Linked DNA regions of Homo sapiens: region 2 is linked to region 1. The links are chromatin loops, found by intact Hi-C in ENCODE. Cell type or tissue: heart right ventricle. All regions are shown on one strand. Each heading gives the region's core, and the rest is flanking DNA. Links, peaks and the distances in the headings are about the cores only. Region 1 overlaps DCDC1 (doublecortin domain containing 1). Region 2 holds the start of LINC02859 (long intergenic non-protein coding RNA 2859).

What was found. A loop is a pair of places that touch in the nucleus more often than their neighbours do. Peaks named below come from ENCODE experiments on the same cell type or tissue, not always from the same donor. Only the 100,000 strongest peaks of a DNase experiment are listed, where the experiment ranks them.
Region 2: it touches region 1 in a loop (6-fold over the local background); 12 of 110 quality-filtered maps call a loop at or near these places.

The regions. Positions count from the first base shown.
Region 1 is chr11:30,908,472-30,923,919 of GRCh38, reverse strand. It overlaps DCDC1 (doublecortin domain containing 1), which reads left to right. Exons shown (of 39, transcript NM_001387274.1): 24 at 1,282-1,417; 25 at 2,985-3,144; 26 at 6,892-7,050; 27 at 8,209-8,409; 28 at 12,500-12,593; 29 at 14,804-14,974. LOC105376611 (a long non-coding RNA gene) reads right to left here. Exons shown (of 5, transcript XR_007062642.1): 5 at 1,606-2,513. Among named protein-coding and RNA genes, the nearest start is that of LINC02859, 180 kb to the right of the region's middle. In heart right ventricle, for the core only: CTCF peaks have their summits at 5,849 (motif pointing right) and 9,558; a DNase peak (open chromatin) is centred at 9,579.
Region 2 is chr11:30,729,306-30,744,753 of GRCh38, reverse strand. LINC02859 (long intergenic non-protein coding RNA 2859) reads left to right here and starts at 9,826. Exons shown (of 4, transcript NR_187236.1): 1 at 9,826-9,893. It overlaps LOC101928338 (a long non-coding RNA gene), which reads right to left and starts at 14,468. Exons shown (of 5, transcript XR_007062640.1): 1 at 14,392-14,468; 2 at 3,168-3,339. In heart right ventricle, for the core only: a CTCF peak has its summit at 8,621; no DNase peak of the experiment used is centred there.

The sequences.
Region 1 (15,448 bases), core at 4,932-12,931:
TTTGCCTGGGTGCAGTGGCTCATACCTGTAATCCCAGCACTTTGGGAGGCCGAGGTGGGTGGATCACCTGAGCTTAAGAGTTCAAGACTACCCTGAGCAACGTGGCGAAACCCTGCCTCTACTAGAATACAAAAAATTAGCTGGGCATGGTGGCAGGTGCCTGTAATCCCAGCTACTCAGGAGGCTGAGGCACGAGAATCACGAGCCCTGGAGGCAGAGGTTGCAGTGAGCCGAAAGCATGCCACTGCACTCCAGCTTGGGCTACAGAGTGAGACTCCATCTCAAATAATAATAATAATTATTATTATTATTATTTAAAGTTTCCCCTGGGTCTTCATACACAAAATGTCGAATGTTTGTAATAATGACTTTGCAATGATCAGAAAAGGCAGCACTGAGGTTCTCTTTCTTCTTACTGAGCCTTTCTCAATATATCACTTTCTTTTCTCATCTTTAAAGAAATATTTATCCATTTAAGGACATTTAAGAAATACATATAAGCAAAAAAAAAAAAAAAAGGAGAAGAGGAAAAGTATTATCCATAATCTTGTCACCTGGCAATAGCCACATTGACATTTTGGTGTTTGTACTACAAATTCATTTATACCAGGGGTCATTAAATGTTTTCTGTAAAGAATGAGATAGTAGATATTGTAGGTTTTGTGGGCCATATGGTGCCTGCTGTGCATCAGCTCTGCTCCTGATGCATGAAAGCAGCCATAGACAACGTGTAAATGAATGGGAATAGCTGTGTTCTAATAAAACTCTACTCACAAAAACAGGCAGGGGACCAGATTTGGGTTTTAGGGATAGTTCGCCAATCTCTAATTTTGCCAATCTGTAATTTACTCCTTCCTTCCTTCTTTCCTACCTTCCTCCGTCTCTCCCTCCCTCCCTCCCTTGCTCCCTTCTTTCCCACCTCCTTCCCTCCCTCACTCCCTTCCTCTTTTCTTCCTTCCTTCCCTCTTCTTCTTAAACAATTATTTTTTAAACTTTAATTTTGAAATAATTATAGATTCACAGGATGTTGCAAAAATAATATGGTAATATACAAAGATAGTATTTTCACTTAATACAAAACTCTTGAAATTCATCAAAGTTGTTGCCTTTATCAGCAGTTTGATTTTTTTGAAAGTACTGAGTGGTACACAGTTTTCTTTAATCATTCACCTATTATATTAATAGGACATTTTGATTTTTTTAATTGTTTCCAGTTTAGATTATTACAGATAATGCTGCTGTGACAATTATATACAGGATAAGAGATGCTTTGTTTGATAGGTGTATGTTTCATGTGGAGAACTCTGGATCAATCCTGACCTGTCCATTGCTCAGCAAAAGAAACAAATATTCCTGAGGAACCTAGAATCAGACATTGCCAAAATTCAAATCTTCTGCAGCACACATAAAATAGAAGGTAAGCATTGGAATTATTTACCTTAATATATTCAGCCAAAATGAAATGCTTGATGATATTGCTTTTTAAAAAGTCAAAGTTTGTTTAAACAAGTAATATTTCACCTCTGCATCTTGCTGTTTAACTCTTTAAACTAAATTATGTGTTTGACAGGGTTGAGTATTTTAGTTCACACTACAGTTTGAATGTGCAAAGAGAACATCATCTTTTTATTTTGTCATTAACAGATCTGACCTTCTTTGTGAGCCTTATGCATTCTCTAATCATGTTTACATTTTGTTCCATCCATTAATTTAATTAGTCCCTTTAGGGAGAGCTTTCAGATTTCTCTATCTCCAGAATCTCACGTTAAGTTCCACTCTAAGATAGAAAAAAAGCACTTGGGTTGCAGATCTTCTTGCTTCCTGGGCTCTACTGTCTGAAGTCGATGACTGGAGTGACTTATGGTTCCTTCTGTTGGTTCAGACGATACTCTGGGTGGGTGTGCTACCTCCCTGATTCAGCCTTCTCTCTGCTTCCTGTGGCCCTCTGGAGCCTGACTATGACTGAGTGGTCATCTCATCACCTCTGCAGTCCTTGCTACAGAGCCACCTCACCCCTGCTTGGCATCCACTTTTGGAAAGCTCCCCAAAAAGATTCTCAGCAACTCCTGGGTCTTAGCTGCACCTCCCAGAAACCAGATCCCAGTTCACGTGGCTGGCTGTGCCTCAGATTGGAGTAGCAAGGGTAGCTCAAAAGGGGACAATGGGCAGTGTCCTCACTGTTTCCCCAGTTTAACTAAGATACCCAAAGTGAAGCCTGTAGAGAGAATCAAGACATGCTGTGCTAGTTTTCTGGCTTTCTCTGTCTTGTGCCCCAGATCCCCTCTGGCCCAGGAGTGATGGTTTTTCTCCAGGTCAATCCTGAAGTTAAACTCTTGATACAGTAAGTGGGAGCTACAGGCTTTTGGAGAAACCATAGATCATGACTGTGTCATCCTGACTTCCACGTTCGATGGCAGTATGCTGTTTGAATGTCAAAAACTATCTTTGGACTTTTGCTTTTCTTTTATAAAAGTTCTAATTTCCTCATGATCTTCCTCCTTCCATTAAGTTTTCTCCAGGAACCAGGACAAAAGTCCATATAGAGAAAAGAAAAAGAAAAAAAATTAGTATAATTTAAAACATTGCCCTATTATATATATTGAACACCGTGTAGTAAAACTTTGCATGTGTCATTCAAGGCTTTCTCTGGGACTGGGACTGGGACTTCCACTGATGAGTTTTGGATCCCAGAGAATGATCTAGAAACATATATCTAAATAATGTAGCCCATTTGAATAATTACGATATATGATAATTAACTGATCTTTGGAAAGACCAATTTTTAGTATTTTTGACTAAGAATATCTTGAGAGTAAAGAATCTATAAAAATTAAAATTAAATTCAACTGAGTTTAATAAGTAACCTATGAATAGACCAAATAGATGGAATTATTTTGCATTTGTATTTTAGTGTGTGTTTTTAAATTCCTGATGCTCTGCAATTGTAAGTAATATGTCTTTGCAATTTGTGAATTTCTGCTCAGCTCTTGTTTTAGAAGTCCAAAGTGACATTGTATCTGGAAGCAAGCTTGCTGTGCATAAACCTGTAGCAATTTTTGGAGAAGAGAAGCAAGTTACAGAACCGGAAGAAAAGCAAATGCAAGAAGATCCTCTAACAACGGAAAATGCTTCCAGTGAAATTCTGTAAGTAATCAGTGTAGCCTGAAAAGCTACCTGGCTGCTTTTTGAACTCAGCTCATTAGCCCGATAACAGCACAGAGCCCATGCAGGGAGCTCATGCCAAGTTTGTGAAACTAATGGCAGCTGAAGAGCTAGTATTTAATTAGTTTTCCGGCAAAATGATACAACTACAGCTTCGATGTTCAACCATCACAGTGATCTATTTTCAGTAATATTGTTACAATGTTATTATTTTTAAGAGGCTAGAATTTTAGGATAGTAGGCATTTATTTGAGGAATTCATCAAATTTTGTTTCCATAATCATTGACTTCAGGATAAATTAAACTTCTTCCCTAAGTTCAAGTTGACACATGTTAATATACAGTTATCTTTCTGGATCATTGAAATAGCTTTCTGATTTCTCTCTATTGCCGTAATATCTTCCTTCCAATTCCCCTCTAAGTTAAACTGTAGACAATTAACTTTCTAATGTACAATCCTTTTCACATAGTTTTTTAAGGGTACCTATTGCAGACAGAAAAACCTATTCATCTGGAATCCCAAGGCCTTCTGACCCTGGTTCATGCCTGTCATTGACCCTCATTTGCATTCCCATGCCCACTGTCTCTTTCTGCCACATGAATTCCAACCTCCAGCTCAGCAACGACAAGCTGTCGCCTGCATATTGCACATTCTGTTTATGTTCTGTTGCAGACCTCTGAGCCACATATGAATTTCTCTCCACTGCAGTGCCTTTACTTGCCCCGTACTTATCTGTAGAATGATACTTTAGCATTGAAGTCAATTACAGCAATGACTGTACGTGGCAATGTGCTTGTCAGTCCCTCTCCCCCTTGCCTACCCCTCCCTCTACCAGCCTGGGAACGTTGAGGGCAAAGATTCTGTCACATGGGTTCTAATTATCATTTACTGAATAAATGAATGAAAGATTGAATGTGTTTCCAAATTATAAAACCAAAAATACCTGGCCAATTACCTCTGCAATAATTGTGAAACTAATTTATATATCATTGTTATTAATTGTTTCTATCCTCAATTATAAGAATATGAACGTTTATTTTAGGAACCAAACTTCCTCATTTGGATGGGTGATTCAGTTGGTCCTATGACTGACACTAACAAAGGCACCAGAAGGCATTTTTCAGAGAGAATGATTGGTCCTAGATGGCATCTTTCTCAACAGTCAGGGAATTGACCACGAACTTTCACATCCCCTTCTAAAGAATGTGTCATCTAGCCTCTTAGTCTGCACTTGGAAAAAAATAAACAGAAAGTAAGAAAAAAGAAACATTTTTGAGAGCAAAGATCGTCATTGTTCTGAATCAGAGATTTCATGAAGGCCTGGAGTCCTTGAGGTTAAAAGTGATTGGGTTCTCTCAGAGTACAATGCAGGCATCTACTGCATATTCCAAGCAGGCTCTTTTGCTCAAGCCTCTTCTTGAATACTCCTAATAACAGAGAGATCACTGTTTTCAAGGAGGCCCATTCTAACATTTAAATAATTATTTAGACCATCTCCATCTTATTATTCCATATGTTTCTCTGTACTATGCCCTATACCTCTTCTACTTGGCAGCCCTTAAACTATTGGAAATATTTTTTAATATACAGGGTTATCTATTTTCCAGGCTGTCACTAGTCATTTGAACCATTTCTGATGACATGATCCTGAAATAATCCTAAATCATCTAATATCAGGAAGTCACTGTAAGATTTTTCCCAGACTTTCTTAAATGTGCTTGTTTGGAGTTTTTTGCATATTTGAAAAATGGGATGATTTAAGGAGGGACATGCATAAAGCCAGCAGCTAGAACATCAATCTAGAAGGATCCTTTTTGATTGCTTTTTTATCATAAAGGTGTCCGGCACAAACAATAAGAAAAATGGAAAAGAAATTCTAGTAGCACTTGCCTACTCTGTGCTTTGCAGGAAAAAAAGATTTTTGGAACACAGAGAGTGGGGGAAACTTTCTCATTTCCTCACTGAATCACAGGTACCTGCCCACCTCTTCAGCCTTGTCTAGAACTACCATCCCCTCACTCACTGCATACCTGTCACACCACTGTCTTTCTGTTCTTCAAGTGGGCTAACCATAATCTTGCTTCATAGCCTTTTCATTTGTTCTTTTCTCTGCTTGGAATGCTCTCCCTCTAGATCCTTACATGGCTGGCCCCTTTCTATTGTCTTTGTCTCAATTCAAACATCACCTCTCAGAGAAACCTTCTTTGACTCCATTGCTAACGTAAACCTTACCCCATCCCAGTCAATTTCCATTACAATATCCTATTTTATTCAACTTATGGCATTTATCTTGTTTATTCATTTACTTGTCTATTTAATCTCTCCTCTTCCCACTAGAATGTAAACTCCGTGAGCACTGATAACTTACCTGTCTTGTAGATGTTCAATAAATATTGATTAAAGGAGTGAATAACTAACGAATGGTTTGTTCTATGAATGAACAAATTAATAAAGCAAGATGGACTGAAAAATGACTGTTCTAAAACTGACTTGACTATACCTCATTTGCCAGGAAGTTCAAGAGCTGATAGAGAAATTCTGAGTAAGAAAGTTAAACATCTGGATTTGGGTGAAGAATCTTGTTTGCATCCTGCTAACTTTGTTAAAACTAAGAATGACTTTTTTTTTTTTCCTTTTCCCCAAAGAAATGGAATTGATGAGAAAGCTGTGCGTTTTATTTTTAACACAAGATGGCGCTGTTGTTTTTTTTAACTGTAAAGGGAGAGGTTTGCCTTCAGAAGCCGCTTGTGCTGCCTGTAGTTCTGAATGAGGCAGTGATTACCCACCAGTTTCATATCCACATGTAATACTTCTATTACATTTGAAAAGAGTACGGTCAGCTCTGCTAGCACAGGAATTGTCCCTGAAGATTTTGGTAATTTAATAATGCTTGTAGTTACATCAAATTATGACAAGCACCTTGGTGATCAGTCTGTCCCAGAGAACTTTATTTACAGGTACGCATACTTAGAGTGCTGAAATAGGCTTGCTGCTTTGCCTGTATATTTATCCTTCCTCAGTCAAGCAGTCCTCATATCACAATCCCACTGAAGGCAAATGTGCTCTCAACAGTGGCCTGGAACTTTATATATACAGATCTATATGGCGGCTACTGATCCCCTTTATATCTTCATTTTAGTAAGAAGCCAGAAGGCTGACTCAATTATTCAAACTATGACTATTTACTCTGTTTAGTATATTATTCTCTATCAAAAGCTGGCTCATATGTGCAGATGCTATTTGAGTTTCTCTAGATTTCTCTGTGGAGAAATCTTGGAAAAGTTAAGGTTTCTTAACCTTGTCTAATGAGTAAACTTTACAAAACCGGGTAATCTAGGCTGTACTGTTCCAGTCAGAATTATGACCCAATTATGGGGTAGAGAGAGGGAGTCTCATTACATGTTCATTGTGAATTTCTCAAACTACTGAGTAGTCAATCTTTATGATTTTTGAAATACAATACATAGTCCCATTTTTTTCTGAGTAAACATGACAAAGATGAATGCTGTTTATTATGTGATTGAGGAATTTTATTTGTAGCCTTATATTAAAAGATCTAAATGATGTATTAGTGAGATGTGAATTTCCAGTATTAGGCACCCTTATGGAAATAAGATTTATAGATCCACCAACATCCTGTGGAATATGATCAGACTACACCTCAGAAAAAAATTCTGTGAACACGAATGAGATTTCTTAGACTTATGTTTGCTTCTGAACCTTGATAGAGATTCACACGTAAGAGCTCATCTTCGAATGAAGGCTTGTCACACACTTCCCAGGTATGCCTGGCAGGAAACTTCACATGACTTTGATGAGGATGACAGTCTTCCAAAGAAAACGGAAAAAGGGCTCTTTGAAAATGTGGAACCACAGAAGAAACACAGGTAAAAAGTTGCAAAGGATTCCTCTTAAAGATTTCTGTCTAGTGTTAGTTTTCTCACCTTGGGACACATATATTCCCAAGAGTTTTCACTGCTGTTAGCTGCTGTTTCTATCAACATGCACATTTTTGTCTTATGTTTTTGATTAAAATATTTACAAAATTTTGCGGGAAGGTCCTTTACTCTTTGGTTTATTTTGTTCAGTGTATAATATCTTACTCATTTGTGTGTTTTTTTCTATTAAACAGTATGCTTATCCACCTTTGCCTCCTGACAACTTAGCACAGAGCCTATATATTTGTTGAATGAATGTGTGAGTGAACTTCTGAATAAGCATTTAAGATGCCCTAATGTTTTTAAGAAATTAAGAAAATGCAGTTTCTTCCTTTTTAGTTTAATGTTTTTTGTCAATGTCCAATGAAATGACAGGAATATATAGTACTTTGTATTATTTCATAATCTTTAGACATTTACTTGACATTACAGCAGTCACTGGAACACATGAATTAAACATTTTTGACACTTCAACATTTAGCACTAGGCCATGCACGTAGTAGGGGCTTAATAGATGTTTATAGATTAATTTAATTGACAATGTGTTGTGATATGTAATATGTTACTTCTGCTTAATGTAAGGTCCTTAAGACAGTCATTTAAATTATTAGTGCATCATTATTTTATGATATGCTATGACTTGTTAGAGGTGAGTTAAAAACTTGGAGAATGGTGTTCTGTTTCCAGGGATACTGTAGATAGAGGAAAGAAACAATCATAGTTTGAATAGAATTCCTTTATTTCTCTGTTTTTATTCTACATGCCCCTGCCCCCATTCTCTTACTTAATTTTAAATTTTACTTTTTCCTCTTTAAATTACCTTGTCAACTGAAGTTCTTTTTTCTTTGCTAACGAATTTTTCAAATATTCTCCTGGTAAACATTTATTTATGTTACAAAATAAGCTCAGAATTCTACTTCTTATGTCAGCTTAGAAGTGCAGTGCTGGTAGCATTGCCGTCATTCTAATGATATGGTCTATCATTTCAAGTTAACGTGTTTCACGTTGGAGCTCTCACCAACAGAACTTATAATCTCCAGCACATCAAGTGCATGATCAAGTGCATGGGACATTTTTCTGCCACTAATAGAGATTTCTTTATCTCAGCTGTTCACCAAAGCATAGTAAATTGCACAAGCATTGTCATCAGCAGTTCGAATACAGAGATGGGCAGATTATAAGCCATGCTGCTCCTCAGCTAGTCTTGGGGGTTCAAGGTCCCAATCTCCGATCAGGCATGGAGGTGGTTTTGGTGGAGAAGAAATCTGATGGTAGTCATCAGCGCTGGATACACCAGGAAGACAGCAGGTAATCCCATTATATTTGGGTTTACTATATCAAAAGGTGAATAGGATCCTAATAAGTCTAGCATGGTCCCCACAGAACAAGATGAACTATATCTGAGAATTCTGGGTCTTCTATTTAACTTAGCTGATAATTCTTTATCCTAGCCAAAGAAGAGGAAGGGAATAAAATCAAATGTAAATGCTAGGTAAGCTACATACAATTTATCCACAATCAGATTCAGAGGAGGAATGTTCCCTCTGATCTCCTGGGTATAGTTTTATCTGGCCATTGGGCTCAAGACTGAACTTGCATCAATGTCATTTTTATGAAATGAATAGATCAAATAAGAATTCTAAAACGTCCCCAATTTTCAAATTTTTTGATACTTTTCATTAACTTACTCCCCATCCTTCCCCCAACACACACCTTCCCTCTTTCCTCCACCTTCATAAAATAACCAGTTTGTGGTTTCCACTCACGCAGTATAAACTAATTCCTATCTTAGCAAATATATCAACCTAATTCAATGTCTGGTCCTGGATCCAAATTTGAACCAACTACAGTACTGTAAAAAAGTTATTTTTGAGATAATCAGGAGAAATATAAAACAGCTTGGCTATCTGATGACATTAAGGAAGTCCTATTAATTTTGTTGGGTCCAATAATGGTTCAATGGTAATGTTAAAAAAAAAGTCCTGATAAGTTGGAAACATTGTAGTATTTACAGATAAAATTAAAAGCTATCTTAGATTTGTTGTAAGACATTCTATCATAAATAAAAATTTTAAAAGTTGAGGGGAATGGATGAAATGAGAATGGCAGAATGTTGATGGCTGTTAGGTCCATGCTGGTTGATTACACATTTCTCTCTCTCTCTCTTTTTTTTTTTTTTTTTTTTTGGGTGCATATGGAACATTTCTTTAATCGAACAAAAAAGAAAACAATTCCCTGTTTTTTAGATTGGTTTGCTTCAAATTCTACCATTAGTGTGATATGGTGGGCCTCCAGGGACCTCTTTAATCTCTTGAAATAGTGTACAAAGTGTATGTTTGTGCATCGTGCAATTTATTTTTTCTGGGAAAGAGCTGAGATTTTCACTGGCTTCTCAAAAGGTCTGCGATGAAAAGGCTTATGAATCAGTACTTTGAGGGAGGTTGCACAAGCTTCAGCAGGCGGCAGCAGCGAGCCCTGCCTGGGCAGGAGAGGAGCTGGTCTTACTCTGCTCACTGAGATGAGCAAAGCCTCCGGCAAGGAGAACTCGCTGGGCTGATGTTAGAAAAGACGGGAAAACCAATTGTGTAGACAGACCTGGTGAAAGTGTTTCTTTGCCCCATTCACCTGGGCTAAGCTGCCTTTGCAATGTGTAGGTAGGACAGCAGGCTTTTGTTTCTGTGAATGGTTTGCCATATGGAACCAGAATTCATTCATTCAACTGCCAAGGGTTATTGAGGGCAGTGTTTTAGGAGCTGTTGCTTTACAAAGAACAAAACAGATAAAAAATCTTTACTCTTATGGAGCTGACATCCTAGTGTTTCCTCATTTCTACATTGTATTTAGCAATTTATATTATTGCCTCGGCTTTCTGTATTATAGTAGAGGTCCCCACTTAAACCTAAATTGCAATTTGAGCATGGCTGATAAATTTGGGTGGACATGCATGGGGAATGAGAATGTGACCCTACGGCAAGAGAAAGCCATTGCATAATGAGTTTGACCCAGGAATACTTGGTCATTGGAAGAGAATACTAGTTCTGAATCTTGCTCAGTGTCTGTCTGCCTAAAACTCTATGAGATGTTGGGTCATGTGTAGCACTGCCTTGGAAAATCTAACCATGTATAACACAGAAGAGAAGGACAGTTTCTTTCCATCTCCTCCCACTTTGCAGAACATTCTGTACTTTTGTCATCTTGGGAGCTCCTCATGTCAAGACACGGAAAAGAGAGGCAGTTAGTGGAAGGGAGATGGTGATATTGGTTGATCCGTCATTGGAAACGTCAGAGTCCAGAGAGAAGAGGTGGAGCATCAGGGGGCCCAGTGGGACAAGATTTGCTGATAAGCACAAGTCCCCCTCTAGGGACACCCAGACAGACTTGAACAAAATAGTTTTTTTTGTTTGTTTTTTTTTTGAGACAGAGTCTCTGTTGCCCAGGCTGGAGTGCAGTGGCATGATCTCGGCTCACTGCAAGCTCCGCCTCCCGGGTTCATGCCATTCTCCTGCCTCAGCCTCTCCGAGTAGCTGGGACTACAGGCACCCGCCACCACGCCCAGCTAATTTTTTGTATTTTTAGTAGAGACAGGGTTTCATCGTGGTCTGATCTCCTGACCTTGTGATCCGCCCTCCTCGGCCTCCCAAAGTGCTGGGATTACAAGCGTGAGCCACCGCGCCCGGCCAAGAGTTTTTGCAGAAGTCTTGTTGATTAGGTGTGGGCATGATTCAGAACAATATATGTCCCATGGCAGAAGTGTGTTTGTACAGCGACAGTAATTCTGAGGTTTATTGCACATCTTCCCTTGACATATTGCTTTGTTCTCTTTCATGTGGATGGGTGGCTTTTAAAACTCATTTGTTTTGATGAGCTGGTGAAACCTAGAGAACCGTGGGTTACACTATGTAGTAGAACTTAATGGAAAATTGCATTTATGTTAACCACAGTCTTTTTATCCTCCATATTTTACCCAGGCTAGTAAATTAGGGTATATATACCCATGTACATTACATATGTATATAATATATATCACCCTATGGCTGAAGGAGATTGCCCAAGAAAGGATAAACTTGCAATGGGGTCCCCTCCCCAAGGCTAGGGTTCAGGACTCATTAAAAAAGGTATGGTTCCATTCCACTGAATTGCAGAGCAGTTTTGCTGGTGTACCTGGCCAGAGCTTGTCTGTAGTGGCTGAATGTCTTAGTCTAGTTTCTGTTACTTATAACAGAATAACTGAAACAGGGCCGGGCATGGTGGCTCATGCCTGTAATCCCAGCACTTTGGGAGGCTGAGGTGGGAGGATCACCTGAGATCACCTGGCTGGACCAGCCTGGCCAACATGGTGAAACCCCGTCTCTACTAAAAATACAAAAATTAGCTGGGCGTAGTGGCACATGCCTGTAGTACCAGCTACTCGGGAGACTGAGGCAGAAGAATCGTTTGAACCCAAGAGGTAGAGGTTGCAGTGAGTTGAGATCATGACACTGCACTCCAACCCGGGTGACAGAGTGAATCTCCATCTCAAAAAAGAAAAAAAAAAAAGAATACCTGAAACTGAGTAATTTATAAGGAATGAAATTTATTTCTTACAGTTCTGGAGGTTGGAAAGTCCAATGTTGAGGGGTGCATCTGGTGAGAGCTTTCTTGCAGCTGGGGGCTCTCTAGAGCCCTGAGATGGCACAGGTCATCATATGGCACAGGGCATCATACAGCACAGAACATCACGTCACATTCCTTTTCTTATAAACCCACTAGTTTCACTCCCATTATGACCTATTAATCCATTAACCCTTTCATCTATGGATTAATCCAAGCAGACCCCTCTTGATCCAATCACCTCTTAAAGACTCCATTTCTTAATACTGCCACATTGGGAATTAAGTTTCAACATGAGTTTTGGAGGGGCATTCAAACCATAACACTGAGTGAGCAGGACATAATATTCTGGAACATATAGGGGGGTGCAGTCTGTTGCTGGGCACAGCAGCATTCAGAGGGAATGGGATGGTGGTACACTAGGAGGCCTGAAGCATGTGGTGTCCATGTCAGGAGAAAGTGAGCAAAGGAGCAATAGGCAAGCCCGGGCTATGAAGGTCCCAGGAGACCTGCTTCCTGGGCACCTCGCTGGAACAAAGCATCATTGGGTGTTCTCACTCCCAACTGCTGACCCCCTACCACAGCCAGAAAGAGCAGGAGAGCCCCTTCATCCTGCAGTCTTCTTCCAGCACTCTCTACTGAGAAAGCTTAACATCACACTTACTGTAGGGGAGAAATTCTTAAAGGATTCACATTCATTATTACAGAGCATGCATGGAGCTGAGAGGCAACACAGTGCTAAGTGGCACAGAGGGAGATCTAATCTGGTCATGCTACTTTGTAATGTGGCTAATCCTGTTTTCCCAAGGACCTTTCACCTTGTGAGTAACCCTGACCTTGTGCTGGCAGTGTCTATGACCAAGACTAGAAATGAAGTTTGTGGCTATCCAGTTATTGTTCAGGTAAGATATGTATGGCTAAAGATTAGTCATGGCCTTTTAATTAAATTTAAGTAAAGCTTTGTGCTTCCTTGTAGTGGAGGAAAAAAAAAAACTGTCATAGAATCCTATTTGAATGTTGTTAAAATATTTACAATAGTCTGCCTAGATTTTAAATTGAACATGTTCATGTACCTCTTAATTTAGTTTAATCCAACAGATGGTGATTGTGGGCTTGCTGCATGTCAGGCACTATGCTAGTTACTGAAATCAAACCCAATGGCAAGCATGAGAAATTGTCCCAACAGCATTCATCAAGCTTATGGTCTCAGTGGTGGCTGCAGGCAGGTGGATGGCTATTAGATGCACCTAAATTTGATCATCAGGAACATATGCAAGGCTCCCGTTTATAAAGGCCTTGGCAGCTGGAGAGAAAGAACCTAGTCAGGGAGGTCTTCCCGAAGGATGCAAGATCCTCAATGTTAATTCTACCAAACAACCCATTTGAAATTCTCTTTTCATTCACTGTTGCAAATGCTTAAAGCAGCCAGACAATTTATGGAGACTCCAGAGAAGTCTGGCTTCATTTGAGTTTTGGACAAAGACCTGGGAAGATCTTTTTTTTTTCACATTTTTCTGTCATTCTCACATGCTTATAACCAAAACCACTCTTAAACGAATATGTGTTTTTCCTTGCTAGTAAGGGAGAAAGTGAAGAGGCATTCCTGCTTTGCATGTACTTTCTGTGTCCTCCTCAGTATTTTCCATCCTCTTGTTGAACAGAATAGATTGCCTCCAGATAACATTTGTTTCATTCTGTGATTTTAATAGCAATGAAGCAACTTGTTTTGCAGGCCCTGAATCCAAAATTGAGACATAGCAATCTGGACAAATACCAAAGCTTAATTAAGTCTGCTATCCTGGTGATAAATATGGACTAAAAAATTATTCTAGGAGATAGAGTACATATAACATTACATTCTTCTCTGTCAGGTGCCTCATCAGCACAGACCACAGTGAGATACAACCTCATACACATACAGTTTTAGTACCTTAATCATATTCATAAAATTATAGATATGGATGGTTTCTCCCAAGGTTACCATTTCATAAGAAATAATTTGACCCCAAGGTAATTTGGATTACCTTTCAAGAATTTTTTGTTGCTGGTGTTGCGTTTATTGAAACAACTCGTTTGTGAGAAAATATTAAAGTTCATGTAAAATAATAAAAATGAAGCATCACAGGTTAATGCTACTAGACCCTTTTCTGTCCCTTGAAAATATAGTCTTTGGTTTTTCAGACCTCTGAGGGAGGCTTTATTGTCTGACCCATTAAATTAATTCTTGGGACTCATTTATTTTCTTCTTTGCTATTAAGCTCTCGCTTGGTAAAGTAGATGTTATTAATTATAAAAGTTCCTTGAGGTGTTATGACATATTTAGTTAGAACTAATCTACTGGTTTAAGTTCTGTTAAATTGAAACTATTTCTTTACTTGTACTTGAGCCAACTTTCACAATTAGAATAAATATATTGTTTCTATTACATGTCTAACTGAATGTACTTAAAAAATAAACCTCTTTGATAATCAATGAAATATAAATTAAAATATCAACAAGGTACTTTTTTTCATTTATTATATTCATGTTTTGGAAATATTGCCCATTTTTTGGCAAGAATGTAAGGAAAATGGGTCATTTAGTATATTATTGGCACAAGTGCAAGGTAAAATAATTTCTCTAGAAGGCATTTTGATATATCATAATCTTTAAAATGATTTTTTTATTGGCAACTCTACTTCTAGAAATTTGTCCTAAAAAATTATCATGGATTTCCCAAATATTTATTTACACTATTTGTTTATTTTAGAGAAATTTTGAGAAAGAACCTTCATGTTTAACTATTGGAGATTAGTAAAATATCCCTAAAATGAAATGGTATATATTTTTAAAAGATGTTAGAAAAAGGTTCAGGGAATATTGTTAAGAAAAAAAATTGCAGTTACCAAATTGTATGCATTTTATGATTCTATTTTTGTAAATCAAATAATGTGTATTTATAAACATATAAAAGATTGCATGTCTAATCACTAAAATTTCAAGAGTAGTAGTTGTCACTGTGTGGTGGGATTATGAGTAATTATCTGCACTTTCTGGATATATGCAATGAAAAACAAGACACTATAACCCTCACATGAACTCACTTGACTCCATATTTTGCCTCTTTTTTCAGAAATATAAGCCGTACAACAATGGAGCTGCCAATCAAAAGTGGCATTACATGAAAAATATAAAAGCACTTGTGGCCTTTCATAGCACTGCCTTGGATAAGGAAATTACATCAGCAAATTATGCTGGTGTCTGTACATCATCTGTGATTAAAGAAGAAAACATTGATCAACCAGTAAGTGGTTCCTTCCTCTCAAAGATAAAAGAAAAATAGGGTAAAAGAGAGTAATTTAATAAAATGAGAAAATTTTTTTCCCTAGAAAACTTTATGTTCATACAAGTTGAATGCTGATTTTTGAGTGAAATCACTTAGACTCTGATTCTGGTAGGAAAGAATGAAGGAAAATTGTGAGAGAAAAAGAATTAGGTAGTTTATATTAATCTAATGTACTTAAAATTTTTATAATTGAAATTTTCATACATATTCTAAAGTAGAGAGACTAGGGAAATAAGTCTTTATTTATCCATCATTCATATTTAACTATTATCTAGGTTTTGCCATGTTTGCCAACCCCAGACATTATATTACTTCACCTCCGTATGAATCACATACTTCCAAAAATTTTGGACATTTTCTGACATACTCATCATGCCATTCTCACAGCTAACAAGATTAACAATAATTCTTTGGCCATCTAATACTCTATCC
Region 2 (15,448 bases), core at 4,449-12,448, 180 kb after region 1:
CCTTCCTCCATTGCTTTGCATATTTAATAGGCTGTTTTTTAAAATCACTGTCACCTTCCCAAGAAAGCTACACTAATTGTTCCCCTTGTTTTATGTCTGTCAGATAAGCAAACTTGCTTCTTGTTTCTGACTCCAGAAAATGCTTTCAGCCAATGTAATGTTAGAAGGAAAGAGCCAACATGTCCATGTGGTTTTATAGCAGAGGTACAGGAATTAGGAGAGAGGCATGGGCTCACATCCTGGATCTGCCACTAATTAGCTTTCTTAAATTATTCAAGTCACTTTAATTCTCCAGAACTCAAATGTATCATCTGTATAGTGAGGGGATTGAATTTGCTTATCCTGGAGGAAAAAGATTAAAGTCTAGGGTTCTAGCTCTATTTTAGAATCTCATACCTTATGAGAAGTTGGGTTTCCAATTCCCCAATCTCCTCACATTTGATCCCCTCTTGATTCAGGACTTGCTAAAACAAGACAATAAAACATCACTTAGTTTACTGTTCTTGTATTATCCTTGCTAATCCATCCCTTCAATTCACAGGGTGGATAATGGAAATTCTCTTTGTATCTCCGTAAACTCAATCTATTATTGAAAACTATTATTGAGAATTTATTTTAATTTGCAGCCGTTTGCCTTCTTAAGACAAAGGAATCTATCAGGACAACATATTGCCCACAATACAGGACCAAAAATCTTTTCCCTACCCTACCCTCCACCCAAGAAGGGCTTGAGTAACCTATAAAATAAAACCTAGTTTTTGGATCAGTACCACGACTACCTCTTCTACCCTAAAAGCATCACCAAACATGTGTTCAGATTTCCACAAAGCATAGAAACTTCTCTTGTTGAACTGAAGGTCACCTGTTTCACAAGCCATTGTTTGTCTTTGAAACCCAGTGGAAGAATGAGGATGAAACAATAAAGAGAAGCTCAAATAAGCTGTGGAGGGGGTATTTTTCAATGGAGATTAGGACGCATCAAACTGTCGTCACTATGTATTGAGACCAGAGTTAGTTCAAGAAATTTGAGCTAAGGAGCACATCTCTTTTCTTGACCTTCCCTCCAATACTGGGGGCTCCACCCCAGCATGGAAATCTTCCTGGGATGTTAATTTATTCCTCTTTTTAATCCAGCTTTATTAAAAAGTCCTTGATGTCTATCAGTGAGTTAATCTAATAAATCACACCTGTGAGCTTAATTAATGTTTATAAAATTCCTCAGGATCTTGGAACGAAAGGAGCTAAATGCTCAAATTGGAAAGTGTAACTATTATTATTGTGTGTGGTTTTTTTCCATTGAACCTAGCCCTCAGTTACATGGCATTGACGGTCCTGAGACTGAGATTCATTAATTTCAGCTGACTCTTAGGAGGACTTTGTGAGACTTCGCAAATGATCCTGGGAACACCTTATTTCAATTTCTGTAGAGTACATTATCTTTACTCATTAAAAAATTATCACAGTGATGGATTCTGTTTAATTTAAATTGACTTCTTTGTGGGGGGAAAAAGGCAATTAAAGTTAAGAAAATTTAAAAGGATTCCTAGGTGGGGGAAAGCATTTCAGTGGGACAATAAAATGGCAACTTGACACTCACACAACATAATTCTTGTTTTCTCTGATTAGAGAAAACACATTCTCTCTGAAGCTACTCTCTGAAGGCTTTTAGGCCAAATTGGTGAACTTGTGCTATGTGGAAACGGTTTTGTACCAACCGTTTAAAAATAACCAAAACAGATACTCACTTCTCAAAGTAGGAAATTAACGATAATGTCTCAAACTGATAAGCAAAAATAAGGTTTATTGTTTAGTGAGATGGAAATATCTTTAACATAAGAAATGAGGTGACCAACGAATAATACATGTTTATTTAAGACTGTCTTGGTTTTACCACCAACAGTCCCCCATCTCAGGAAACACTTCAGTTCTGGGGAAAAGGGAACTGCTGGTCACCTTTGAAATAGATACGAAGTTTAAAAGTAGTTTTTCAAATATTTTTGGAAGACAGAAATCTTAGTATGGCTTATTTGATTTAGGGTAGGTTTGACAGATAAAATGCAGGATACCTACTTAAATTTGAATTTCAGATAAAGAATCATTATTTAGTATAAGTACATTGTAAACATTGTCCCAACTATTGCATGGAACATGTTTATATTTAAAGGTATTTATTGTTTACCTGCAATTCAAATTTAACTGAGCATCTTGTATCTTTATTTGCCAAATCTGGCTACCCTAATTTAGGTTCCTCAAAAGAACCTAGAGGTGGGGAAAAGGACTAGAGCTTTTCTTTTTAAGCTTTTCAGTACTCTTTAAGTTTTAAATTATCTAAATGTATGGCTTTGACTTAAAATTTACAACTTAAATATAATACAATTTTAGCAGAGAAGAAGGAAGGTAGTTGTATATAGCAGGGAAAGTAACACTGGAGCAGGAAGGACAAGTGGCGAATGGGGGACGCAAAAAAAGACAGTAGGTTGAACATTATTTTGTCAAGCTGATTCAGATGAAGGAGAGAGCATCACCTTCTAGGGGGTCTGTTTTTTTCTGCCTTCCTCCTTTTCTTCTTTCTTCCTTATTCTTCTTGGGTTTCATTAACTTCATTTCTAGTCATTGATTATTTTCACCTGAGTTCTTCCTGTCTACTCAGGGTTTTTCTTTACTTTCTTTTTTTTTTTTTTTTTCTATCCTTCCACTTAAGCCACATTCTAACTTGACACTTTCAAATATTTTTCAGAAGGTAGAAATTTGGCATTGCTTATTTGATTGGACTAGGTGCCAGGTGAAATACAGGATGCCCAGTTAAATTTGAATTTCAGATAAAGAATAATTATTTAGTATAAATATGTTGCAAACATTGTCCCAACTATTGCATGGGACATGTTTATATTTTTAAAGTATTTGTTATTTTACTGAAATTCAAATTTAACTGGGCTTCCTGTAGTTTTATTTGCTAAATCTCGTAACCCTGGTTTAAGTGTCTCTCTCCCTCTCCCCACCCCAGATTATATTTAGGGTGGGGAAATGATCAGGGACTGGAATCTAGAAGTGTTGGATTTGTTATTTAACTTCCCTGAGCCTTGATTTTCACATTTGAAAAATGAGGGTGTAGATCTAGATGTTCTCTCCATTCATTTCCAACTCTAAAATGTATACATTAAACGTACCTTGTTTGAGAATGTTCTTGACATAGCCAAAAATACCTCATGAGTCACAGTTGAGAGATGCTGATCGGATCTGTCTCTTTCAAGAGAGTGATAGCAGACAGGTTGGGCAATTTCCACTCTGAGTCCTGTTTGTGGCCAGATTCTCTGAGGTAACGGAGAGATTCCTGAGTGTCTAGGAGTGCAAATCACATTTTATGACTGTTTCGGAATTCGGCAGCCAAGAGAATCTGAACTAGACTTAGAAGTTACGAGTATTTCCCATAGTGTCTGCGTGCAGAGGAAAGACAAATCGAGTATTACATGGCAGCGTCAGCCACAAGATATGCTGGATACATCATGTTTACTTCCAGAAACATGCACCCAGCTTCCATGGCCCAACAGAGATGACTCACCTCATGTGACTGGCTTTGGAGATTTCATATTTTAATACACTGAGCAATTTCCATGCATGAGTTGAATAACACCACTTCAGATTTATAGCTGGGAGGCGGTGCAATGCAGTAGCAAGTTCACAAGCTTTGAAGTCAGTCGGGGTGGAGTGCCAATCCTAATTCCACCCATACTACTATGTGACCTTCAGCAAGTCACTTTATCATTATGTGTAGCACATGGAATGGCTCAGGTTTAATGAGTGCTTACCATGTTCCAGTGCTACATGATTTTTTTGCTCACTTCAAAAACCCTTACCATGTCTCTAAAAGATAGGTAATATTATAAATTACAATTACAACATAATTTTCTCATATAGTTTTATATTTTCAATTATGAATGAAGAAACTCAAGAGAGGTATAAAATCTGGCCAAGGTCACATGGAATGGAGGAGTGAAGCCAGGACTTGAAATCAAGTCTTATCTGTCCAAAATTCACGTTCTTTCCATTGCACTCATTGTCTCACACCTATAAATTTTCTTTTTCCCATGAGGGTTTTCTATCTCTACATATTCATCTTTTCTGGTGGTGTTGTAAGTACTCAAGGATGTCGTATAAATAAAGCCGACAGCACAGTTCTGGCACATGTTAAATTGTTATTTTTATACTCTCTTCATTTGACAATGATTAGTAATCATAGTTAACACTAACTGGAAGACATAAGATGTACGATTCAAGATATTTGCTTTCTTCCCCAAGTCAGATGGTCTGGCCACATAAAACCACTCCAACTTAGGGATCAAGAATCTCAAGGTTTGAGGAAATTTCTCAACACATCTAAAATAGTACAATGTTGTTATTTTAGATAAGGTGTAGACAGACCATGGCCTCTGAGCCAAACCTGGCAAGCCACCTGTTTTTGGAAATAAGCATTCTTTGGAGAACAGCCATGCTTGCTTGTTCATGTGTTGCCTATGGTTGCTTTCAGGCTGTAACAATGGAGTTGAGTGGTTGCAACATGACCCATGAAGCATAAGCTATTTACTATGTGGGACTGTAGAGAAAATATTTTCCAACTCCTGTTGTAGATCATACCAAATCAGCAACTGCAATAATTGGAAAGCTTAGAAAGAAACTGGGCTTCAGCATCAGCTGGGGAGGGAATATTACAGTTATTTAATGCCCTGAGGATCCATATGTAGGGTACGCATAACTGTGAACTGAGCCAGTACATCCTTATGTGACTAATTTCCAAATGTACATGAATGCTATTGTGATAGATAAAATTAAAAATTACTTAAAGACTTCATTAAATTCATACACACTTTGGGTCATTTGACCAACAAATAATAATTTCTGCCATGAAAGGGTCTCTAGAATTATTATTTTTTTTTACAAAGAAGGCCTAATGATGTAACAGAATGCATCTTAGCCATCCTAAGAAGTAAACCCATCAAATTTTAAAACAGTGCTTGAACAGTGTTTTTTGTATTCCAACAATGACTAAAGGTGAACAGTTAGAAATAATTCTTAGCCATTTGCTTTTTAAAAAAAAGTATAGCAAGCTATTTAAGATCTACAGGGTGCCTCCCTTTGCAATTGAATACATTTTTAGAGATTTCCCAAAGCTGATGAAATGGAGTTGCTGTTTTATTATTTGTCTTGCTGTTTAATAATGTTGGATTCAGTCATTTTGATAATTCAGATTGATCTTCACCCCTTAAGCAGAAATGAATAGTTGATATCTCTCATAGATTTTTGTGTGTTTTACTGTTGCTCTTGTTCATTTTGTTTACTTTTCCATAGGTTCAGATTTTTTTTTTTTTTTTTTGCTGTAAGTGACAGGAAAACCAACTCAAAATGGATTAAGGTAAAAAGAGAAATTAATTGGCTCATAAAACTCAAAAGTACACAGGTACAGCTGCCTTCAGGTGTGGCTTGATTCAGGCTTCAAACAGTGACAGTAGCATCTGGCTCTTGGCTTTGCTTCCTGTGGGTTGGTTCCATTTCAAGCACTGTGAATTTCTATCATGTCCCTCAGAGCTTTAAGGTGGCTACAGATGCAGGCTTCACACTCATACTCTGCCAATTACAATAGTAGAGAAAGAAACCTTCCTTTCCCTAGAAACACCAGCTAACCCCTCTTCACACTGACTCTAATCCCCAAACCAATCCAAGAGAGAAAACAGGCTGGCTGGTTTAAGGCAATCCAGATGTATCCTTAGAGCAGGACTTGTGTCAACCCCATCCAAGCCATGTTGGCTGAAAGTGGAAGAGAGGGAATTACTCAAAGGAATCAGAGTACTATTTCTGGATGCAAAGGGACAGGGAGGAGAGGGATGACTTTTATGAGGAGGAGGTGAGCAATCTATATTCTCTACAACTCTGAAGCAGCTTTTGTGCTCCCGGAATTTAAGTTTTGAGTTACACAGAGGAAGTAGAACTTTGTAGTCAAAGGTATGCATTTGGTTTTTTGTTCTTGCGATAGTTTACTGAGAATGATGGTTTCCAATTTCATCCATGTCCCTACAAAGGACATGAACTCATCATTTTTTATGGCTGCATAGTATTCCAAGGTGTATATGTGCCACATTTTCTTAATCCAGTCTATCATTGTTGGACATTTGGGTTGGTTCCAAGTCTTTGCTATTGTGAATAATGCCGCAATAAACATACGTGTGCATGTGTCTTTATAGCAGCATGATTTATAGTCATTTGGGTATATACCCAGTAATGGGATGGCTGTCACTCATAGGTGGGAATTGAACAATGAGATCACATGGACACAGGAAGGGGAATATCACACTCTGGGGACTGTGGTGGGCTGGGGGAGGGATAGCATTGGGAGATATAACTAATGCTAGATGACGAGTTAGTGGGTGCAGCGCACCAGCATGGCACATGTATACATATGTAACTAACCTGCACAATGTGCACATGTACCCTAAAACTTAAAGTATAATTAAAAAAAAAAAAAAAAAAGGTATGCATTTGGGAATCAGACTCCTGAAGTTCAAATTCCAGCTCCCCTTGCTTATTAGCTGTATGATCTTGGGCAATTTAATCTCTCTGTGCTTAGTTTCCTTCTCTATAAAAGGAAGATAAAAATACCTTATTTACAGGGTTGTCATGAGGACTAAATGAGTAAATATTCATGAAACATTTTGAACAGTGGCCTATAGTAAACACTGGATATGTGTTTTACTATTGTTATCATATTTTGGTTGGAAGTTGAAAGATAAGTCAATTATGGACAGTTGATTTTGTGTTTCTGGTCAGGCTATCTGCAACTATTTCATTTTCTAATGCAATAAATGATATGATAGGACTGCTTCCCCTTAGCACTGCTTCCTTTCATATGAATCAGGATAGATTAGGTTATGCTGTAATAACAAGCAATACCCAAATCCTCAAAGTCTTCAAACAACAAAGGATTATTTCACAATACTAGATGTCTGCCGCAGGTCATCTAGGAGCTCTGCTCTACATTGTTGTTATTCTCACTTTGGAGACCCAGATGACAGAGCAGTCACAATCCGTAGTGCTATTGATCTCCATGGGAGAGGGAAAGATATATAGCAGAGAAATAGAGTCTTAATGCTTCTTCTATTAAATAACACACATCACTTCTGATTCACATTCTATTGAAAAAAGCAAGTCACGTGGTCATAAGTAGGTGGTACAGTACAGTCCTATCATGTGCCAGAAAAAAAAGAGAATATCTGTGAACAGTCCTAATGCCCACCACACAATGTATTGACATGTATACTTATAAGTGCCATGTCCTCAGGGCATGTACAAACTTCATGAGAAATTTAAGTCTTGTGGCTCTTCTCATAGTATCTAGTCCTCTGAACAGTGGGTCTTTAATCAATATTGTTCAACGTTAACCAATCATATCCTGAGTCAATGGACCACTCAGATTCTTTTCTTGTCTAGAAAAGGGAATGAGAGATAGGAATTCAGGTAAAACAAAACTGTGCTAAAAAAAACATACAGTTCTGTAATCTTTGTTTCTTTATCTTTAAAATTAGAATATAATAATATCTATATACAAAGGTTCTGTAAGAATTAAATGAGATAATGTTTATGAAGTTCTTAGTTCAGTTTCTGGTGCATAGTAAATGCTCAACGTATGATAGCTAGCCTAGACCTTGGGAAATACATCAGCTTTAGACTATTTTCCTTCTTCGTTTCCTATTATTAACCATGGAAACCAAAGATCATGGGTATTTGTACAGCCAATCATTCACTGCTCATGAAGTGGTCCTTGTGAATGAGGATGGAGAGATTTTATCCTTTGAGGTATCTGGCTGGTAGGCAAAGGTAGGTTAGAGGGACTATTTTTGAGGAGGCAAGAGAACTTACCACAGCTGAGGAAGTAGGCTAGGTGCCAGAGCCAGCTTCATAGATGTGTGACCCATGCAGTCACACAGGGCTCCACAATTGGTTCGTAAACAAAAAACCCCACATTTTAATTTTGCATGGGGCCCCACAAATTATGTAACCAGGCCTGTCAGGTGCAAATAATTCCACAGAATCTCTAGTCTCTCCTACCGTTCCCCTGACCCACCCCTCACTTCCCTGATGAGAACTAGCAGTGATAATAACAGAGGTGGGAAGCCACAGCCTCAAGGAACACCTAAAAGTAGAGAAGAACCAGTACTCACTTGCCCGCAGTTAGAACAGGGTCATTTCAGGGATCTTGGGGTCATGGCAGATGAAAGGGTATGGCTGATTTCAGGCACATTGCATTGCTATTGAAGCTGTTCCAGCATGGCAGGAAAGGAGAAGGGTAGACCTATATGTTACATAGAACAGGGCCATCATACTTGGGGCCTGAAACAATGAGTTTTGGCTAAAAGTTGCTCATCTAGGAGTGAAACTGAGGGATGCCTGTTTCCTCCCACCTAGGAAAACTATTGCAGGGCTCCATAAAAGCAGCAAGGATCAGGACCAACAGGCTTTTGGTTTAGAGACCTCAGCAGGTGCTAGTCCAGGGTGGGAGGTGAGAACCAAAGAGCTCAGGAAACCTACAGAATGATTGAGGTCAGCACACTTGCAGCTTTAGGGTCTGGCTCCCTCATGTGGGACATTAGACAAACCACTGGAAAATTCTTGGGGTTCTAGAACTTGTCACAGACTGGGGACATCAGAGACAAAAGATATTCTTGAGGTTTTTACCCTTATGAAATAGGTAAAACATTTTAGAGTGTGCAAAAAAGAACACAAAACAGAATCATGTACCCATAATCAGATTGGACACATTCTGACATTTTGATATATTTGCTTTAGTCTCTTTTTTTTTAAGATAAGAATTTCTAAACAGTAGACGCCTTCTTGTATCCCTCATCTATCTTCTTTCCTTCCTTCTTTTTCTAGATGAAGTGGTGGTATGACTTCTATGTTTATTACAAATTCAGGTGTTAATAAATAATATATAGTAGTAGTTTCAAGGTTTTCAAATTTACCTCAGTGGCAATATACGGTATATATCCTTTGGCTACTCAGTATTTTGATATATGTTTGACATATATCAGTGTTGATAGGTAAAGATCTAGTGCATTCATTGAACATTTTAATTGATCGATAGCATATCACTAAATGAATGAATATGCTATAATTTATTTGTCTATATTTGTATATCATATATGTATACAAGTACATATATATAATATGTAACTATATTTTAGTGTGTTTATCAGATATAATGGTATCCTCCTTTTGTTTCTCACTTTAAAGATAATATTTCTAAAGTTTCAGCACTAAGTATTGTTTGCCAGAAGTTTTTCACATATACTCTCTATTGTGTTGACAAAATTTCCTGAAATTTCTAGTTTGTTAGTAGTTATTGTTTTACTAAATGCTTTTTTTTTGCATCTAATGAGATGATCATATCAATTTTCTCTTTTAATCTGTTAACATAGTGAATTTCTCTGCTAGGTTTTTAAGGCAGACACTACTTGTTGACTATAAAATAGTTATTCTTCCCCATTTCTCTTGCTAACAGAATGTTGATTTTGTTCAGGGCATCAGTGGTGGAAGCTAATTATAATTATATTTTCACTGCTTTTACAACCTCCCTTTCAGCTACAGGTGGCATTCTGGCCAGTCTGGCCGATGATCTGTTAAGTGGAATTCTGCCAGGAAGACTCCAGGAAAAATAAAAGAGAAAAACATGGCAGATGGAACCCTTCACCCATCCTCCTTTTTCCTTTTTCTAACCTTTGTCTAACGTCAGAGCTGCCAGCAGTCCCTGTATAAGCATGGGTAAAAGAGTAAAGAATCATCACTCCTGATACTGGTGAGCCACTGAACCAACACCGGCCACTGACTACCTCCAGATTTCTTTTTATGTGAGTAAAATAAATGCCTACTTGTGCAAGCCATTTTAAACAAGTTTCCTGTTGCTTGAACTTGGACATCTTTCTGACAACATTTCCATGATAACCATGTTTTTATATTGTTGAAATAGATACTACTTGGTCACCACGTATTTTAAATACAATATTGTATTTATTCTGCTAATATATTATTTAAGTTTTTTGCACCTGTATTCATTGGTGAGCGAGGTCCATAATCTTCCCATTAAATGCTTTTTTGTCTAGTTTTGATAGACTCATAACAGTGGATGGGCAGCTTTTCTTCTCAGTCTAATTTCTGGAATAATTCGTATAAAGCTTATGTGTCAATATTAAAGACACCTGTCTGGGTCTGATACTTTCTTTTGGTGAATAAAGTTCTCATTGTTAATTTAGGTTCTTCACTTATTAGATGTACATTACAATAATCTGTTTCTTCTTGATTTAACTTTGGTAATAACTCACGGTTTTTTTAAAGTAAATTATCTGCTTTATGTAGGATTGCAATAGTACTGGAATAGAGTTGCTCATATTTTCTTATGGTCTTACCATCTTCAATGCATCTAAAGTTATCCTCTTTTTTCATTCCTAATATTGTTTGTCTATGTACTGTTTCTTTTCCCCATGATCAATCTTGTCAGTTTATATATTGCATTAGTCTTTACAAAGACTCAGCTTTTAACTTTCATTTCTTCTCTTCTTTTTTTGTTTTCTATGTTATTATTTTCTGCACTTACTGTTTCTTTCCATTTACTTCAAGTGTGCAATACTGTTTTCATCTACCTCCTTGAGCTGATTGCTTTACTCATTTTCAATATTTCCTGTTTTAAAATGTGTGCATTTAAGACTACAATATTCCCTTTAAGTCCTTTTCTAGTTGCATTCTGACAGTTTAGATATGTAGTGATTTCACTGTCATTCAGTTCCAAGCATGTCACAAATTCCCTTAAGATTTCTATGTTAACCCATGAATTATTTACAAGAAGGACTTTGCGTTTCCAACTATTTGGGATTCTTCCTTCTTTTTATAGTTGATTGTTGATGTTTTTGCATCATACAGTGTGGACTACAGGATAATGATTCTTCAGTATCTGTTGAGATTCCTTTGCCAAGGATACTACTCAATTTTTGTATATATGAGTGGTCTCAAGAAGAAAACATATTCTCCGTTGAGTACAGGATTACATATGTCAATCAGATCAAAGTTGTTGGTTGTGTTGTTTGCATTTTCTATATGCCTAATTGATTTTTGTTCACTCCACTTACCAATTTCTAGAGGTTATAATTCAAACATCTTTATTATGATACTGTATTTGTCTAGTTCTTTCTTTATGTATGTTGAAACTGTATTTTTAGAGCACTCAGAAACAAGATGGTTCTATCTCTATTGTTAAAAAGAATTTAATGATCAAAAAAGATCATCTTCATTTTCTTCCTGAAAGTCTATTTTATCCAATGATAATATCATAGTACCAGACTGCTTTTTTAAGTGTATTTTTAAAAGTGTAAGCTGTAAAAATCCGAACATTTTATTAAAAGACAGTGTGTGCATAATGTAAGTTTCCGCCCTACTCCTGTCCCCTTTGCCTTGGTTTCCCTTCTCAGAAGTAAACTGTTGTGTTTGTATGTACCCTTTTGCAAATATTCTAAGAGTTTTTAATTTCAATGAAAATGTAATTATATTGGAGTTTTTGTGAATTTATCTGTTCATTTTTCAGAAGTGCTACTTCTTTTGTTTGCTGCATTTACTGGCTCTATGATACTTTCATTTCATTAAAAAAATTTTATTGTGAGCTCATCTTTTTATGGGATTCTTGTTGCTTGATTTTGTAAGTAGAAATCTGTGAGTACTGTGTTGTAAAAGTGTTTCTAAAGAACTCATTGCAAATGACAAGGTATTTGTGACTGCCATGGTCTCAGGAAAGCTCTCTTAGAAATCTTTTCCTTCAACAAGCATTTTCTACTAGAATGTTGCTGTCCTCAACTTCTGACCCTCTACCTGCCACTTTGATCTTGCCAAAAAGAAGGGTCTTAAATTCTACTTAAATGATAATTAAACTGGGCATAGAGTTCTAGGTTCATAGCTATTTTCCTTTAGTACTTTGAATATATTATTCCACTGTCCCCTATTGAATTTACCCTTCAGAAACTTTTTTTTTTTTTTTTGGCAAAACAAAAATCTCCTAATTTCCCTATTTTTTTTTTTTTTTTTTTTGACAGGGTCTTCCTCTGTCACCCAGGCTGCAGTGCAGTGGCACAATCTTGGCTCACAGCAGTCTCGACCTCCTGGGCTCAAGCAATCCTCCCACCTCAGCCTTCCAAGTAGCTGGGACCACAGGTGCACACAACCACGCCTGGCTAATTTTTTGTATTTTTGGTAGAGTTGGGGCTTAGCCATGTTGGCCAGGCTGGTCTTGAACTCCTGAGCTCAGGCGATCCACCCTCCTTAGCCTCCCAAAGTGCTGAGATTACAGGAGCCTATGTTATCTTTTCTGAATCTCAGAGTCTCTCAAAATCCTCTAAATGCTAAGATCTTTGAGTCTATGATTGTCAAAACTATATTTTAACAGATGTACAAAATTAGTTGGGAAGCAATAATATTATCATTTTCCAAGCCAGTTTAGAGACTCCACTTTCAGCACCTAGGGACTGTATCTCACTTTTTTAAAAAAGTAGCAATGGTGCCAACATCTTGGTCTTTTTAGAAGTTTTTCAAGTTGCAGTCAGGAAAAGCTCTTATCAATAAGATAGATGGTCAAGTTGTGTTCAAAGATGACTGCAAAGTACTGAAACATTATTTTGTGAGCTCCATAAATAGTCTCCAAGGACATGACTTAAAGATAACTTCAAAAAATATTCTAAACAATGGCATAGCTATTAGAAGAAGCATATAAATTCTCATTTGGTGAGCTAGTTCTTTGTTAGGCAAGCATTGTCCTATAGTAACAGGGTTTGATAACATTAGTTTCAACATTGATAACAAGCTATAACAGTCAGACAGTTTATACTCCAACTTCATCATATGTATGTCCTTGGGCAGATCATTAAACTTGTTGATATTAGTTTCTTATATAGTAAAATGAGAATAATTATACTTAGAGTTTGTGCCTGAAAATACCTTAAGGAATTCATTATGAGAAATAAGTGGAATCCCTAAAAATTTCAAAAAATTAAATTTTATGTATTCTGAATGCTAACATTGACTTATCCCAAAAGAACACCAAAACCCATAATAATGGACATAATTTCTTCAATAGTTAATATTGATTAGCATTATACAACTAACAAGTTATTACTTTCATCAATTGTTTTAAAATTTTGCCATTTTTTCTAGTTAAATTCTTTCATAGCCGTTGTACACTATATTCATAAGATTGCACTCATACAAAACACACATAGTAATGTTTAAGTAATTCACATTTAATGCATAAAAAATAAACAAAGGCATAGCTGTACAAAAAGAAATCATGAACCAAATTATGTTATGGATTTATGGAATTGCCTGGGATACTAAACCAGAGCTTTCTGGAAGGAGAACTTCATGTGATCCAAATTTAGAAGAGTACAGATGTGATGGTAGCTCCCCTTCCATCCCTCAGCACTTTGTGAGCTATGCAGCATTCAGGTCAGTCTTTGTCAATGCAAATAACATACATACTTCACATACTAGAGCAAGGATATTAAATGAAATGGACCCAGAAGTTGAGATATTATACATCCCAAATGGGCTTATCTCTGGGTACACCCATAATGAGATAAATACTATATTTAGCTACTATATTTAGCACATGCCTAACACATAGAAAGTGTTCAATAAATAACAATGGTGTTATCATATTGCCATGGTTTTACTAACACATCTTTCCTATTATTCTAGTCAAGTTTTTATATTTGATTCTATAAAACACCTCGTTTTTTATACCTTGTCACTTACAATTGAGTTCATGTTTAAATGGTTCTTATTCTGTTTTCCCAATGAATTTTTAATTTTATTTCTATCTTCTTCTACATATTCCCATCTCCATCACTCCATGAAAAAAAATCTATTTGGAAGGATGAGTAATTGGCTTGTGGCTTCAGCAAGAGTCAATATGTCATTAAGCGCTTACATTTCCAAAAGAAGGTACATCAGTAAGAAGTTAAAAGACAATATTTTGTAGAATGAAAGTTTACTGCTTAAGAAATTTTCTTTGATGGCTTGAGTTTTTCTCTAGAGAAAAAGTAGTCAAAACTCATTATATTTACAACAGATTTATAGTTGTTGCCATATTCAAATTTTCTCTCCAAGGTTTCTTTAACATGATTTTCTCTTCTTTAAGTGACCTTTGTCCCAAAACTCAGAGCCAGCATATAATGAGCATGAGACCCTGTTGTCAGTGGAAACTGTGACAAAGCAGCGTCAGAGATTTTAATGAGAAGAGAAAATACCAGGAGAAAAAAATAAGGGTAGAGTCCAATGTTCATTTAGATCAAATTAAGTAAAAATATTTACCTTAAGAGCAGTGCAGGATCAAATCTTCATTTCCCTGGTACAAGAGCTACTCTTTAAACATGCCTGAGTCAAATCACATGGAAATGAGAACAATAACTCTTTTTATTCTTCTGCCTCTCCAATCTACCAAACAGAATAATGAATAAGCCACCAAGTGCCACCAACGGTGCATGCTTTGTGATTTTTACATACAGGCACCATTCTTCTTGAAGGGAGCAAATTCAGGCTGATTCACTGGTAAATCACATGTTGATGATTTTGGCTTTGCATGCTGGATTTTAACATTTGGGTGCTGCCACCAGACACATGCTGTCTGATATAGAGCAGCCACAGGTGTCACAAGGTGAACTAAAAGTATATGAGCGTCACTAAGAAAACACACATGTGTCTTTGCTTTCTTAGGGAACCCATCTGCAAAACTTCACTCTTCAATCTTCCCTTTTGCTCAGCGGTGAGAACATAGGCACTAGAATCTTTCTAAAACAATCTTCAGAATATAACTTTCCCCCAGGGACAAGTGGGCCCTGGATATTAACCAGAGCTTTAAATTAAACATAATTGATGATAGTAGTGAATAGGAAAAAATACAGATTTGCCTATTAAGAACAAATAATATTCCTGTTTTCAAACCCCCCAACTTTTTAAAAAGAACCATTCCTTACTATATCTTATTCATATGTGTGGAAAACTTTTTTTAAGTTTAAAATAAGGGAATAATACATATTTTATTATTGTGTTGGTTTAGATGATTTATGTTCAAAATATGTTAAAATGATGTTTTTAAAGCTGCTGGTAATTTCTAAAAGGTCACAGAGAGATATATACAAAAAGATAAAATTTGCCACTAGGGAATTAGTACATCAAAAAGGAAACTGTATACATTCAGTTATTTTTAAGACACAATCACTGTCTCAATTGAATTACCTGGTGATTAACAGAAAAATATTTTAGAGGGCAGATAAGGCAGTCTTGATACTGACTGCATCAAGCAGATTGTTAAAGAGGTGGGAGATAAAAGTGAATATGGAATTTCAACATTGTGACCCTAACGTTTGAT